3 separate regions of the Homo sapiens genome follow, and all the other regions are linked to region 2. A link is a contact called in ENCODE Hi-C or POLR2A ChIA-PET data. All regions are on one chromosome and are shown on one strand. Each heading gives the region's core, a stretch centred on a gene start or an enhancer-like site at or near the end of the contact. The rest is flanking DNA. Distances are from core to core; before and after follow the strand shown.

Region 1 (4,651 bases), core at 67-2,566, 290 kb after region 2:
GTGAGTCATTTCTCCTCAGGAGGCTCCTCAGTGAGGTTTATTTATTTGTTTCTACACGAATAGAGGAGCAGTGATGAGCTGTCTGTTGGGTGGTTTAAAGGCTGCGAGGAAAGGTGTGAAGTAGGGTCCCCTTGCTCAGCACGCAGGAGCTGCCTGGCGCCACTGAGCCTGTGGGTCCCACGGTCTCTCCTCCCCTCTTCCTGTGGCTTTGTGGTTCATTACCACTTTAACCCCAGAAACCTGAGCCGCCAGAGGTTACTGGGCATTCTCTGGGCCACAGGCTGTGTTGGGGGTCAGGACTGAGAGTAGAAACTTTCTTCCTGAAGCATCTGTCTTGAGTATAGTATGGGGAGCCTTTAAAAAACCCTAATGACAGCTGGGCGCGGTGGCTCACACCTGTAATCTCAGTACTTTGGGAGGCTGAGGCGGGCGGATCACCAGGTCAGGAGATCAAGACCATCCTGGCTAACACGGTGAAACCCCGTCTCTACTAAAAATACAAAAAATTAGGCGGGTGTGGTGGTGGGCGCCTGTAGTCCCAGCTACTCAGGAGGCTGAGGCAGGAGAATGGCTTGAACCCAGGAGGCGGAGCTTGCAGTGAGCTGAGTTTGCGCCACAGCACTCCAGCCCAGGCGACAGAGCGAGACTCGGTCTCAAAAAAAAAAAAAGCCCTAATGACTGGGTCCCATTTCCATGGTTCTGAGGCAACAAGCAAGGTGGAGCCTTCAAGGCTCCAGACGAAGCTGACTCTGGCGGGGTTTGGAAAACTGCTGAACTGCACGAGCATCCATGGGCAGCCATATTTTCTATTTAGGGCTGCCCCATCTTCTTCTTGTTTTCTTCTTTTTTTTTTAGAGATGAGGTCTCACTATGTTACCCAGGCTGGTTTCAAACTCCTGGCCTCATGGGATTCTCCAGCCTCAGTCTCCCAAAGTGCTGGGATTACAGGTGTGAGTCCGGCCTGCCCCCATCTTCTTTGTCTTCTGATTTTAGCTTTCATTCTAGTGCCTCCATGCCCTCAGGTCATCCTTTAGATACCCTGGGCTATAAGTGTGTAACTGTCCTCTGCTGGGCTGGGAAGAACGCAAAGGAACAATAAACTGGGTCCCTCCCATGAATTCTAGGTTCAATTCAGGTCGCACTTGCTGTGCGGCCTTGAACAAGTCGCTTTCCCTCTCCGGGCCTCTGTTTCCCCTCTGTACAATTGGAAGAGTGGATGCATTCTTATACTTCCTCTGGTGCTGCTGGTGTGTGGTTTCCCCCTTACTGGTGATGGCATACTCCAGGAATTCTGGAAACCCTCCCTGACGCCGAAGCAGGGTCACCCTCTCCCCGCCTCCTTGCTAGTCCTTACTCCTGGCCCAGCGAGGCTCGTGATTTTTGTTTAAACCATTCTGTGGAATTTTAGAATTCTTGATGGAAAAATGATGAGCTGACAAGAAAATGTTTTGAAATCCAGAGCATTCCACTCACTGCCTGTTACGGTTAAGGCCCAGGCTTTCGCTTGGATACTTAGCCTCCTCTTGCCTTGGGGTTTCCGCAGAAACACTGTTCCCGTGCAGGGGGAGGGAGCCGTGAGGGTGCCTGGTCCACATCCCTGCTGCTGCAATGTGTACTAAACCCATACAGGCAAATGAATATTTATTTGTTATATATTTTTTATTGCAAAAAGGTGCATAGAAGGAAATTGAAATAGTGCTTATCTCTGGTGATGTGTATCTTTCCATTTTCTTCTTCCTGTGTGCAAATATATAGTATTATGATATATACTGTGTTACACAATAATCATAAAAATATATTTCTTTAGAAAGTTTGAATCAAAATACATAGAATTTTTCTTGTCTTGCATTCTTCATACAGCATTATGTCATGTCTTCAATGTTTTTCTAAAATATTTTTGGCCAGACGTGGTGGCACACGCCTGTAGTCCCAGATACTTGGGAAGCTGAGATGGGAGGATCACTGAAGCCCAGAAGTTAAAGCTACAGTGAGCCATCATCATGCCACTGCACTCCAGCCTGGCGACGGAGCGAGACCCTGTCTCAAAAAATATATAATAATTGGCCAGGCACGGTAGCTCATGCCTGTAATCCTAGCACTTTGGGAGGCCAAAGCGGATAGATCACCTGAGGTCAGGAGTTCAAGACCAGCCTGGCCAATATGGTGAAACCCTGTCTCTACTAAAAATACAAAAATTAGCTGGGTGTGGTGGTGGGCGCCTATAATCCCAACTACTTGGGAGGCTGAGGAAGAAGAATCGCTTGAACCCAGTAGGTGGAGGTTGCAGTGAGCCGAGATTATGCCACTTCACTCCAGCCTGGGCAAAAGAGTGAAACTCCATCTCAAAAAAAAAAAAAAAAATATATATATATATATATATATACACACACACACACACACACACACACATATATATATACACACATACATATATATACACATACATATATATACACATACACATATATATATATACACATACATATATATATATAAAATAAATTTTAAAAGTTTCTGCATTATGTAGTTATGTCATAATTTCTACAGCTAGTCCCTTACGGTTGGATATTTGGTTATTTCCAGCATGCTGTTTTTTGTTTTGTTTTGTTTTGTTTTGTTTTGTTTTGTTTTGTTTTTGAGACGGAGTTTTGCTCTTATTGCCCATGCTGGAGTGCAATGGCATGATCTCGGCTCACTGCAACCTCCGCCTCCCGGGTTCAAACGATTCTCCTGCCTCAGCCTCCCGAGTAGCTGGGATTACAGGCATGTGCCAGCACACCCAGCTAATTTTGTATTTTTAGTAGAGACAGGGTTTCTCCATGTTGGTCAGGGTGGTCTCGAACTCCTAACCTCAGGTGATCTACCCATCCTCCCAAAGTGCTGGGATGACAGACGTGAGCCACCGCGCCCAGCCCATGCTGTTCTTTTAAATAACATTGAGATGAACTTTTTTTTTCTGATGCTGAAGCCCCTGAGACAGGACTCCAGGGCCCATGAATCACTAATAATGAGCCTTTCTTCTGTCCGCAGAATCCAGGAGTCCTCCAGCTGAGAACGAGGTGTCCACCCCCATGCAGGTGAGCTCCTGTTCTTGTAAAAGGGTCAGGGCTGCAGCACCTCGTGTTTAGGAGTGTGGGCTGATGCCAGACCGAATTTGGTTTAAATCCAGTTCTGTCACTAGTAGAAATGTGGTCGTGGTGAGTTACCTGTGCTTTTCAAACCTCTGTGAAAGGGAATCATAGAAATTATCTTGTCCCAGGACTGTAAGGAGTGGAGCAGCGCTGGCCTGGCGTGCAGAACTGCTCTGCGTCTAGCAGCTGCTATTTCATCTCTGAGCTTTTTGGACAACGCTAATGGCTTAGCTTGAGATTGGATTCTGTTTATCTGCATCCTTCCCCTGTGGACTCTTGGTGACATAATTTGCTGGAAAGAGGATTACCTCTGAAGCTGCTTAACAAATTCCTTGAGTAATCCAATTTCCTATCCAACTATATCTCCTCCTGTGGCCCTTAATTCCCTAAATGCTAAGCTGGGAGTCATAGCCACTTCTGGAGCTGTGCGGCACAGGGAAGGAGCCTGGGGCTCTTGAACCTTATCTGTGTTCCATGTAGGAACAGCTGCAGGTGAAGCCCATACCCATGGGGCTAGAGTGCTCCCAACACGGGTTCTGGGGAAACTGACACCGACTGAGGACTGGCCACATCCTGCTAAACTGTGAGCCTTGCATTTGCTGTTTCATTGGCTCCTTATGTTAACATTGCAAGGGAGTGCTTGTAAGGGCTTTTTTTTTTTTTTTTTTTTTTTTTTTTTGAGACGGAGTCTCGCTCTGTCGCCCAGGTGGGACTGCGGACTGCAGTGGCGCAATCTTGGCTCACTGCAAGCTCCGTTTCCCGGGTTCACGCCATTCTCCTGCCTCAGCCTCCCGAGTAGCTGGGACTACAGGCGCCCGCGACCGCGCCTGGCTAATTTTTTTTGTATTTTTAGTAGAGACGGGGTTTCACCTTGTTAGCCAGGATGGTCTCGATCTCCTGACCTCATGATCCACCCGCCTCGGCCTCCCAAAGTGCTGGGATTACACGCGTGAGCCACCGCGCCCGGCCTTGTAGGGCTTCTTAACGTGAGTTAAGTCTGAGGCCAGGGCCGGGCACAGGGGCTCACACCTGTAATCCCAGCACTTTGGGAGGCTGAGGCAGGCAGATCACCTGAGGTCAGGAGTTCAAGACCATCCTGACCAACATGGAGAAACCCTTTCTCTACTGAAATACAAAATTAGCTGGGTGTGGTGGCGCATGCCTGTAATCCCAGCTATTTGATAGGCTGAGGCAGGAGAATCGCTTGAACCTGGGAGGCGGAGGTTGCAGTGAGCCGAGATCATGCCATTGCACTCCAGCTTGGGCAACAAGAGTGAAACTCCATTTCACAAAAAAACAAACAAAAAAAAAGAAGTCTGTCCAAGGTGACATAGCTCGTAAGTGGTGGAACCAGCATTCCAGTCATGGTAGTACCTGCATCCTTGCATCGGACCTGTAAGGACAACAGCTGCTTCAGTGTATCCACTGAGCATCTTCTCTGTGCAGCTTTAAGCTTTTGGTGGAGAGGCAGGTGGAAAGAAAGCCCCACCTTTAGCAGGCATGGTGTGGATAGAAAAAAT
Region 2 (4,825 bases), core at 1,493-3,992:
CCGGCTAATTTTTTTGTATTTTTAGTAGAGACGAGGTTTTACCATGTTGGCCAGGCTGGTCTCAAATTCCCCACCTCAGGTGATCCACCCACCTCGGCCTCCCAAAGTGGGGGGATTACAGGCGCGAGCCACCGCCCCCAGCCATAATTTTTTTTTTTTTTTTGTAGAGATAGGTCTCACTCTGTTACCCAGACTGTTCTTAAACTCCTGAGCTCAAGCAATCTTTCTGCCTCAGCCTCCCAAAGTGCTGGGATTAAAGGCGTGAGCCACTGCAGCCAGCTAGGAATCATTTATTCTCCCTTTGATCATTTGAAGCCAACACCATTTGTGTTAACTATCTATACAAAATACCAGATTATTCTACCCCAGAAGAAGTGATACATAGTGTTTTTGCTCTCAACATACCTATTTCTCGAGCAAGAATAATACTGCTGAGGCGTATCGGTTGCGTAGATTCAGCAATGAGTACAGCTTTTTGGGAACACAAGGTGCCATTTTCATATAAAGGCTCAACAGTAACTGCATCATGATGGGTGGAATGCCTGCCAGAACAAAATTCTTAAGAGTGTGAAATAGGTGGGTTAAAATTAACTTTTAGTGGAACATAGATTCTCACACTTCTTCCATGTTACATACTACCAGGTATATGTAAATGACACTTTTTAAAGAAGGAACATTGCTTAGGGATGCGATAATTAAACTGAGAGATTGATGAGAACTTTCCCAATGATCCCTTGAACAAAGTCCCAGAAATATCCCTCCCTCAATTTTTTTTAAAAGATTTTTATATTCTTCCCTCAGTATGCAGAAATACGACTGATGTGTTTCTAGTAATGAGAGGGGACTTTCTCATACTCTGAGGAAAGTTTCCTTCAATCCTAGAAACCAGGCTTCTGATATCTAGGATGGAAAAGGTGCCTAAATTATGAGGTGTGAGTCCAACTCAAAATACCAAAAACATTCATAAATATTTTTATTCTTATTTATTATTATGTTTTTGAGACCGAGTCACTTTGTTGCCCAAGCTGAAGTGCAGCAGGGCGATCTCAGCTCACTGCAACATTCGCCTCCAGGGTTCAAGCGATTCTCCTGCCTCAGCCTCTCGAGTAGCTGAGATTACAGGTGTCTGCCACTATGCCCGACTAATTTTTGTATTTTTAGTAGGGATGGGCTTTCATCATGTTGGCCAGGCTGGTCTTGAACTCCTGACTTCAAGTGATCTGCCTGCCCCGGCCTCCCAAAGTGCTGGGATTACAGGCGTGAGCCACTGCGCCCGGCCGAATGTTTTTATTTTAAATAGAGACGGGGTCTCACTATGTTGATCCGGCTGGTCTCAAACTCCTGGCCTCAAGTAATCCTCCTGCCTTGGCCTCCCAAAGTGCTGGGATTACAGGCGTGAGCCACCATGCCTGGCCTCATTAATATTTTTGGAGTGATAGAAGAAATGGCTTTCAATGCTGGAAAGATGCCTTGCATCACCCTCACGGTCAGGAAACACACACGTCACACTGGATCATCTTACAAGCTCACTTTCCTTATACTTCCTCATAAAATGAGAGGTGAATTTATACTCGGAACAAACCTCATTGCTTCTCCTAGGAGATGGCAAAGGGGTATCTACTCCATCTAGGATGAATGCACTGGCATCCTGAAGCTCACTTCGGTTAGGTTCTCTCATACCTTAGGCAACCACATAACCCATCATTGGGTCCTCTCACACCAGAAAATCATGTCTCTTCATCTTCAGTCAGGAAGTCATTATCCCGGAGTTGTGTGTACCCCCTGTCCTCACACTTCAAGCGGGTACCCTTTTATAAATGGGGCAATTTTGATAATACAGACAGATCTCATCTCCACCCACGATAAATCTTCTCATATTCCCAGAAGTTTACACTTCATAGTCTCTGGGCCTCACTTTCCTCGTCTGTGAAATGGGAGTAATAGTACTTACTTCATAAGACTGCAAAAAGCGAATGAGTTAACACATGTAAAGTGCTTAGTTAACCCCCAATACTTGGCTGTTGTGTTTTAAGTCCTTCTCACATTGAATAGCTCATCTATAGTTAGTGGGGACCCTCGCACCCCAAGTTTTCCTGTTCCTACAGAAATTTCCTCAGATATGGGGAACTTCCTCTTACTCTAGTTGTTTACATTGGAAGTCATCAGTACCTGTGGCCTCCAACACAGGGCTTCCCTTTACCCTGACGGCTGCTCATAGTGACCACCCCTTCCCAACACACACAGAGAAGAGGCCAGTCCCACATCCCGAGAATTCCTCACACGTCTGGAAGATTGTCACACAGCTGGAGGATATACCACATGAGTAGGACACGCCACACCCAAGGGTCTGCTCCTCGCCACCTTCACTGACACCACACTCTCCTCCCCTACCGGCTAGGCCCCTTCACGCGGCCCCACACGGTATTCCTGTGGGATCTTACAGAGGGAACCCCCCTCACCCTTACTGGATGGTAGTGAGGGTGCATATCCTTGTCACCCACCACCCCTCACCAAGTGTAGCAGCCCCGCTGGGCCTCCAGCAGGAAAGGCACCCGGCCTGGCTCTCGGCCGAAGGGTAGCAACACCTGTGGCACGTTAAGTTTGTTGGCCAGGGTCCCACGCAAAACCAGAAACAACAACAGGAGGCGGTGTAGACGCAAGAAGAAAAAGAGCCCGAAGCCTCGGCGTCTTGATGACGCCGGACAGCCAGTCATGGCGACTGCCAGGTCTCGGGTTCCCGCTCAACTACAGCCGGCTCACAGCTCCATCAGCCAATCCACAGGCGTGACGTCAGCAGAGGGGGATGGGACCTGCTTCTTGCTCGGATGTGTGGGCATTTTTAAATGCAGTCCTTCAGCAAGCCAATATAATGGAAACTTTTGGCACAAACCCAGCTAAAACACCTCAAACTCTCTTAAAGGGCTTTCCTAAATACTGGATGGCAGACCTTTTTAACAGTAAGGAACAAGCAGAAAAGTCTAAAAAAAACCCTTTAATTTCTTCCAGTTTTAATTTCTTCTGTTGCACACTGTTTATCTTAACACCACACCCTCCGCCCGACAAAAAAACTTTTTGCAATGATTTCCAGTTAGCATTGGTCCATGCCTATCAACGGAAAATTGTGCAGTCTCTGGGATAAACAGCTCGACTTTGTCAAGGGAACCGTGTATTTTTACTAGAAGTCAGATTCACGTCCGGCCTCCAGGCCAGAATGCAGGAAATGCCAGACACTGGCGTCTCAAAAGCAGCTTTCAAAGTTATCCACTCACACAGCCGGCCTCTAAGCAAATACTCTTGAGAGCACTTGTTGTTTTCTCCAAATATCCAAACAGAATATAAACTCAAAGCTGTTTCAGTACAGTTGGTTAAAACCACGCATTTATAGTAGTGATCAGCATTATATATTGTTTTAAGGAGCATAAATCCATAGTTTATAAGGATTGATATGGTTGTGAAGGAAAATGTATATAGTTCAGCCTGAGATGTCAGTGTTAACCTATAAAAGGCCCAGCACATTAAGTGTTCTTTCTAATCTTCATGTTTACTCTGACAATACTTATCTCCATTTTACAGATGATAAAACTAAACATTTGCTCTATATTAAATCCTGTTGCTCCAGCTGGGTGCGGTGGCTCACGCCCGTAATCCCAGCATTTTGGGAAGCTGAGGCAGGTGGATCACCTGAAGGTCAGGAGTTCGAGACCAGCCTGGCCAACATGGTGAAGCCCTGTCTCTACTTAAAATATAAAAAATTACCCGGGCATGGTGGCAGGTGCCTGTAATCCCAGCTACTCGGGAGGCTGAGGCAGGAGAATCTCTTGAACCAGGAGGCGGAGGTTGCAGTGAGCCGAGATCGAGCCATTACGCTCCAGCCCAGGCAACAAGAATGAAACTTCATCTCAAAAATAATAATAATAAAGAATAAATCCTGTTGCTACCACCCACAAAGATGCTATTTTTAACCCAAACCTCATAGCTTCTGTGGAGAAAGCACATTTAGTTTTAATAAATAAAAGTCAAATAGGTCTGAGGGTTGGAGGGACTGGTTCTTTATTTCAAAAAGACACTTGTCAATATTCAGTATCAAAACAGTTGCACTATTGATTTCTCTTTCTCCCAATCGGCCCCAAAGAGACCACATAAAAGGAGAGTACATTTTAAGCCAATAAGCTGCAGGATGTACACCTAACAGACCTCCTAGAAACCTTACCAGAAAATGGGGACTGGGTAGGGAAGGAAACTTAAAAGATCAACAAACTGCCAGCCCACGGACTGCAGAGGCTGTCACAGCCAGATGGGGTGGCCAGGGTGCCACAAACCCAAAGCAAAGTTTCAAAATAATATAAAATTTAAAAAGTTTTGTACATAAGCTATTCAAGATTTCTCCAGCACTGACTGATACAAAGCACAATTGAGATGGCACTTCTAGAGACAGCAGCTTCAAACCCAGAAAAGGGTAATGAGATGAGTTTCACATGGCTAAATCAGTGGCAAAAACACAGTCTTCTTTCTTTCTTTCTTTCAAGGAGGCAGGAAAGCAATTAAGTGGTCACCTCAACATAAGGGGGACATGATCCATTCTGTAAGCAGTTGTGAGGGGGTAGAGATGGGACAAAATTTTGGTCTCAGAGGTCTTACCATCTTAATTTGGTAACTTCTAATGAAAAAAATAAAAAATAGAAATAACATTATCCAAAGATATCTTAAAGCTGAAAACTTGAACAGCACATTTTTTGTTTTTGTTGTTGTTTGGCTAACTCCTCCTGGAATCACCTTTCTGGTTTAGCTAGTACTTTGTACAGAACAATGAGGTTTCCCACAGCGG
Region 3 (4,536 bases), core at 888-3,387, 380 kb before region 2:
AGGCCCTGCATTCCCCATCCCACCCCCGGCTGGACTGCCCTCTCCTTCTTGGTGATTCAAAGGTTAATAGAGGCTGAGGAGATTGCAGGGGAAACACCCTTGCTGCATCCCCAAGCTCCCCCGGTGGAAGGAGGAGCTTTCTCCTCTGGCTGAGTTTGAGAAGCTGCCATGCAGCCCCTAGCCCCTTCCCTCCTCCTGGGGCCTCCAGCCCCTCACACTGCTGTTCCCAGTGATATTTGGGATCTGACTGAAGCCAGAGGCTCTGTAAAATCAGACCATAGTGGAAGTCCTCAGCCCCCTGGCCCCTTCCGCAATCTCCTCCCCCAGTCTCCCAAAGAGCCATTTCAACAGAGAAGGGAAATGACAAAGGGGCAGCTGGCCAGATAAGCTAGGATGAGAGCAGAGACTCAGTGTGTGGGTGTCCCTTCCTGCTTCCCCTTCAGGTCTTGGTTTGTTCTGAAGGGACGTTTTATAGTCACTATCCACATGCCAGTGTGAAATGGGCATCTATGACGTGGTCAGGGTGTCCATTCCTAATCATGGGGCAGATGCCACAAGCATTCAGAAAGGAGTCTGAAAGGGTGGCCACAGCCCCACGTGGTGTGCCCTGGAGGCTTAGGTTGGTCTGAGGTTGGCACCTCAATCTACACCAGAGCCCAGGGAGTCCCAGAGGCAAGTTTCACAGAATTGTCAAATGATCCCATTTCCTTGAGTCTGTTTTTTTTTTTGTTTTTTTTTGTTTTTTTTTTGGCAGAGATAATCGTGTCTTAAAAGTTGTTTTTAAATGACAATAAAACAAGCCAGAATGTCTTTTGTGCTGGAGTGTCTGCTGGCATTTGCCCCGTGCATGTATAGCTTGGTCTTGATTTGATTGGCACCCCTACTTGTAACCGCAGAACATCCCCCTTTCCCTTCCTGTTCTGCCCCCACTTTTGTCTAGAGCAGAAGGGACTTGGCTTTGGCCACTACCCATCCTTCCTGCTGCCACTGGAGGTGGGAGCCAGGCACTGATCTGTCTATGCAGAACCATCCCCCGTAGGATGAGGCCTGTCCTTACTCATTTCTCAAGAAACAAGATGCTTCCAAAAGGTCTGTCATCCTCCAGTTGAAGTCTGTGTGCCTACCAAGAATGGCCGGAGGACTCGCTGCTTGACGGGAGGGATGCTCCAGCTTGGTCTCCAGGGACAACTGTACCTGGAGATAAAGTCTGGATACCAGGGAGGGACAGAGATGCTCTTCCTTCCACAGTGTGGCCACTTGCTGGGCCATGTGAACCAGCAGAGGAGAGTTCCTTGGCTATGCTGTTGTTCCCCCGCTGTCCAGGGAGAATGGAGGTGGACTGAGGAGTGAAGTTTGGGCGAACTGCACAGAGCTGCTCCTCTTCACCCCGAAAATTTGTCTTTTTACAGAATCCAGGTTCTCCCCTCCCTCATCACTGCTGTTGCTTCCTTTGAAAGTCTAAACCACTGGAGGCTTCTTTTTCCTTCCTCTCTCCTTCCCCAGTTTCCTCTGTCCCAATTAAAACCAGGATGGAGAGCATTTGCTGGCTGGCCCCAATTATTGTACCCTTGCCCAAAGGGAGGGGCCTCTGTCGTGACCCCTCAGAAATCTGGCAGTCTGGGTTTCCACCTTTCCCCTATTTAACTCTCAGCCCCCACCCATCCCCTGGGGTTGCGGCTGGCAGGCCGGGACTTGCAGAACCAAATGGGCCAGGGGCCAAGTTCATTCTTTTGGGAGAGAGCAATGGTACCTTCCCTTAACGGGAAAACGAGAAATATTGAGGGGAAGATGGACTGCGATCCAAACGCCCTGGCTCTCAGGCCTGGACTCTAGGGCTTAGCCAGATGCCTAAACCGCCCAAGCCGAGAAACAACTTAGAAGACAGACATAACCCTGGGATTCAGGGAAGGCGCGAGCACCGCCCAGGACCTGGTAGGGTGCGAGCCGCGAGCAGTCCGGGAGGGAGCGCGCCTAGGGCGGAGCGTAGGCTGTGGGGGGAGGGCTGGGAGTCCGGGGCCGCCCCACACCCGCACTCCTCCCGGGTTTCTGCTCTCCGCCCGTGTGGAGTGGTGGGGGCCTGGGTGGGAATGGGCGTGTGCCAGCGCACGCGCGCTCCCTGGAAGGAGAAGTCTCAGCTAGAACGAGCGGCCCTAGGTTTTCGGAAGGGAGGATCAGGGATGTTTGCGAGCGGCTGGAACCAGACGGTGCCGATAGAGGAAGCGGGCTCCATGGCTGCCCTCCTGCTGCTGCCCCTGCTGCTGTTGCTACCGCTGCTGCTGCTGAAGCTACACCTCTGGCCGCAGTTGCGCTGGCTTCCGGCGGACTTGGCCTTTGCGGTGCGAGCTCTGTGCTGCAAAAGGGCTCTTCGAGCTCGCGCCCTGGCCGCGGCTGCCGCCGACCCGGAAGGTCCCGAGGGGGGCTGCAGCCTGGCCTGGCGCCTCGCGGAACTGGCCCAGCAGCGCGCCGCGCACACCTTTCTCATTCACGGCTCGCGGCGCTTTAGCTACTCAGAGGCGGAGCGCGAGAGTAACAGGGCTGCACGCGCCTTCCTACGTGCGCTAGGCTGGGACTGGGGACCCGACGGCGGCGACAGCGGCGAGGGGAGCGCTGGAGAAGGCGAGCGGGCAGCGCCGGGAGCCGGAGATGCAGCGGCCGGAAGCGGCGCGGAGTTTGCCGGAGGGGACGGTGCCGCCAGAGGTGGAGGAGCCGCCGCCCCTCTGTCACCTGGAGCAACTGTGGCGCTGCTCCTCCCCGCTGGCCCAGAGTTTCTGTGGCTCTGGTTCGGGCTGGCCAAGGCCGGCCTGCGCACTGCCTTTGTGCCCACCGCCCTGCGCCGGGGCCCCCTGCTGCACTGCCTCCGCAGCTGCGGCGCGCGCGCGCTGGTGCTGGCGCCAGGTAAGGCTGGAGCTCCGAACTGACTAAGGCGGGGCCAGCCACAGAAGGGGGCGTGTCGGAGACCACAGAAAGGCTTGGTCTCATCCCTGGGCCTGGGAAGAAGCCGACTATCCCTTGGGGTTCGAAAGTGGGTGGAGATAGGAGTCTCCGGGTTTGAGAAGGGATGAGGCTGAATCTTTGGTGCCCCAAGGATCCCCAAGGAGTCGAGTTCCAGGCCTCAGACCCAAGATGGAATGTCCATACCCTTCACCCTCATCCAAGAGCAGTGTGGGCTGGGATAGGGAGGGGACATGGGTCATAGGCTCTTCTAGGTAGAGCCAGGGCCCCGGCGTTGTGCTTTCCCACCCTTCTAGAGTTTCTGGAGTCCCTGGAGCCGGACCTGCCCGCCCTGAGAGCCATGGGGCTCCACCTGTGGGCTGCAGGCCCAGGAACCCACCCTGCTGGAATTAGCGATTTGCTGGCTGAAGTGTCCGCTGAAGTGGATGGGCCAGTGCCAGGATACCTCTCTTCCCCCCAGAGCATAACAGACACGTGCCTGTACATCTTCACCTCTGGCACCACGGGTGAGGGCCGGGCACCATACTTAGCTCCCCGAAACCAAGGCAGAGGAAGGCAGGGGTCTGCTCCCAGACCACTCCTTCAAAGCCCCCAGAGAGGATGCTGATTTCATTGGCACATCCTTTTTCTCCCCATCATTTCACTCCCCAGTCTCCTCACCTCCTACTCATTTCTCCACCTCCCCCAGACCACCCATATTTCCAGGACAGCCTGGTCTCGGTCCTCAGCTTCTGTCCTGCCTCCGCCTCTTTCTGTGGGAAACCCAGCGGGGGTGCAAACAGATAGGTAGAGCTTGGAGTTTGCCCTTCCCCTGATCGTCCCATAACTGCCACCCCACAGGCCTCCCCAAGGCTGCTCGGATCAGTCATCTGAAGATCCTGCAATGCCAGGGCTTCTATCAGCTGTGTGGTGTCCACCAGGAAGATGTGATCTACCTCGCCCTCCCACTCTACCACATGTCCGGTTCCCTGCTGGGCATCGTGGGCTGCATGGGCATTGGTCAGTCTCCCCAACCCCACCTTCATTAATTCATCCAGTAGACATTTATTAAGCACGTACTATGGTGTGAGTCCTCCAGGGTAGATAATCTAGAGGACGGATGGGGCAGAGCCCTACTCACCAGGAGCTCTGTACAATAGGGCAATGTCACCTGCCTAGACCTACAGACTGAGGAACGGTGAGGGGGGCCATACAGCCACATAACTCCAGGCTGCAGGGTCAAAGGCAGGGAAGGACTGTGTCAGTCCAGGAACAGGCAAGTAAGAGAAGAGGGAGAGAGAGACAAGGAAGTGAGAGTGTGGAGGATGAGATCTTTGGGGCTGGGAAGTAGGGAAAGGGCATTCACCTCTTCTAAGGCTGGGGACAGGGGCCGGGGGAGGGGAAAGAGGGCCAGCACGGCTTCCTGACGGTGTGACTCCCACAGTGGGCCCTTCCCAGGGAAAGACTACAGTGATGGCTGGGGTCTGGAAAGAGGGGCTTGGGCTCCCCACTCTGCTCCTAATCTTACCTCCCTTCTTCCCCCCTGCCCACTTCTGGCAGGGGCCACAGTGGTGCTGAAATCCAAGTTCTCGGCTGGTCAGTTCT

What was found. A loop is a pair of places that touch in the nucleus more often than their neighbours do. ChIA-PET counts read pairs that join two places held with the same protein, here RNA polymerase II (POLR2A). Pooled maps may share reads with other maps.
Region 1: a pooled map shows a loop between it and region 2 (3-fold over the local background). The contact joins the enhancer-like site here to the promoter of NUP210L in region 2. A Hi-C loop is called at or near these places in 5 of 50 pooled maps. POLR2A ChIA-PET finds 5 or more read pairs at or near these places in 2 of 52 experiments (BJ and activated CD4-positive, alpha-beta T cell).
Region 3: a pooled map shows a loop between it and region 2 (3-fold over the local background). The contact joins the promoter of SLC27A3 here to the promoter of NUP210L in region 2. A Hi-C loop is called at or near these places in 1 of 168 maps with a recorded cell type or tissue (naive thymus-derived CD4-positive, alpha-beta T cell) and 7 of 50 pooled maps. POLR2A ChIA-PET finds 5 or more read pairs at or near these places in 1 of 52 experiments (CD4-positive, alpha-beta T cell).

What each region holds. Positions count from the first base shown.
Region 1 is chr1:154,445,095-154,449,745 of GRCh38, forward strand. IL6R (interleukin 6 receptor) reads left to right here. Exons shown (of 10, transcript NM_000565.4): 7 at 3,031-3,077. Among named protein-coding and RNA genes, the nearest start is that of IL6R-AS1, 41 kb to the left of the region's middle. RefSeq lists an enhancer at 191-690. Within about 2 kb of position 1,317, at least 3 of the 41 ENCODE cell types and tissues checked have a DNase peak (open chromatin) inside an H3K27ac peak, as active enhancers do.
Region 2 is chr1:154,152,331-154,157,155 of GRCh38, forward strand. NUP210L (nucleoporin 210 like) reads right to left here and starts at 2,743. Exons shown (of 40, transcript NM_207308.3): 1 at 2,512-2,743; 2 at 406-542. The coding sequence starts at 2,714. It also overlaps a transcript of TPM3 not described here. RefSeq lists enhancers at 2,076-2,576, 2,577-3,077 and a silencer at 3,684-3,861.
Region 3 is chr1:153,773,270-153,777,805 of GRCh38, forward strand. It overlaps SLC27A3 (solute carrier family 27 member 3), which reads left to right and starts at 2,138. Exons shown (of 10, transcript NM_024330.4): 1 at 2,138-2,895; 2 at 3,249-3,458; 3 at 3,793-3,951; 4 at 4,492-4,536. The coding sequence starts at 2,229. It overlaps INTS3 (integrator complex subunit 3), which reads left to right. Exons shown (of 30, transcript NM_023015.5): 30 at 1-1,539. The coding sequence ends at 1. RefSeq lists an enhancer at 2,539-3,205 and a silencer at 2,574-2,765.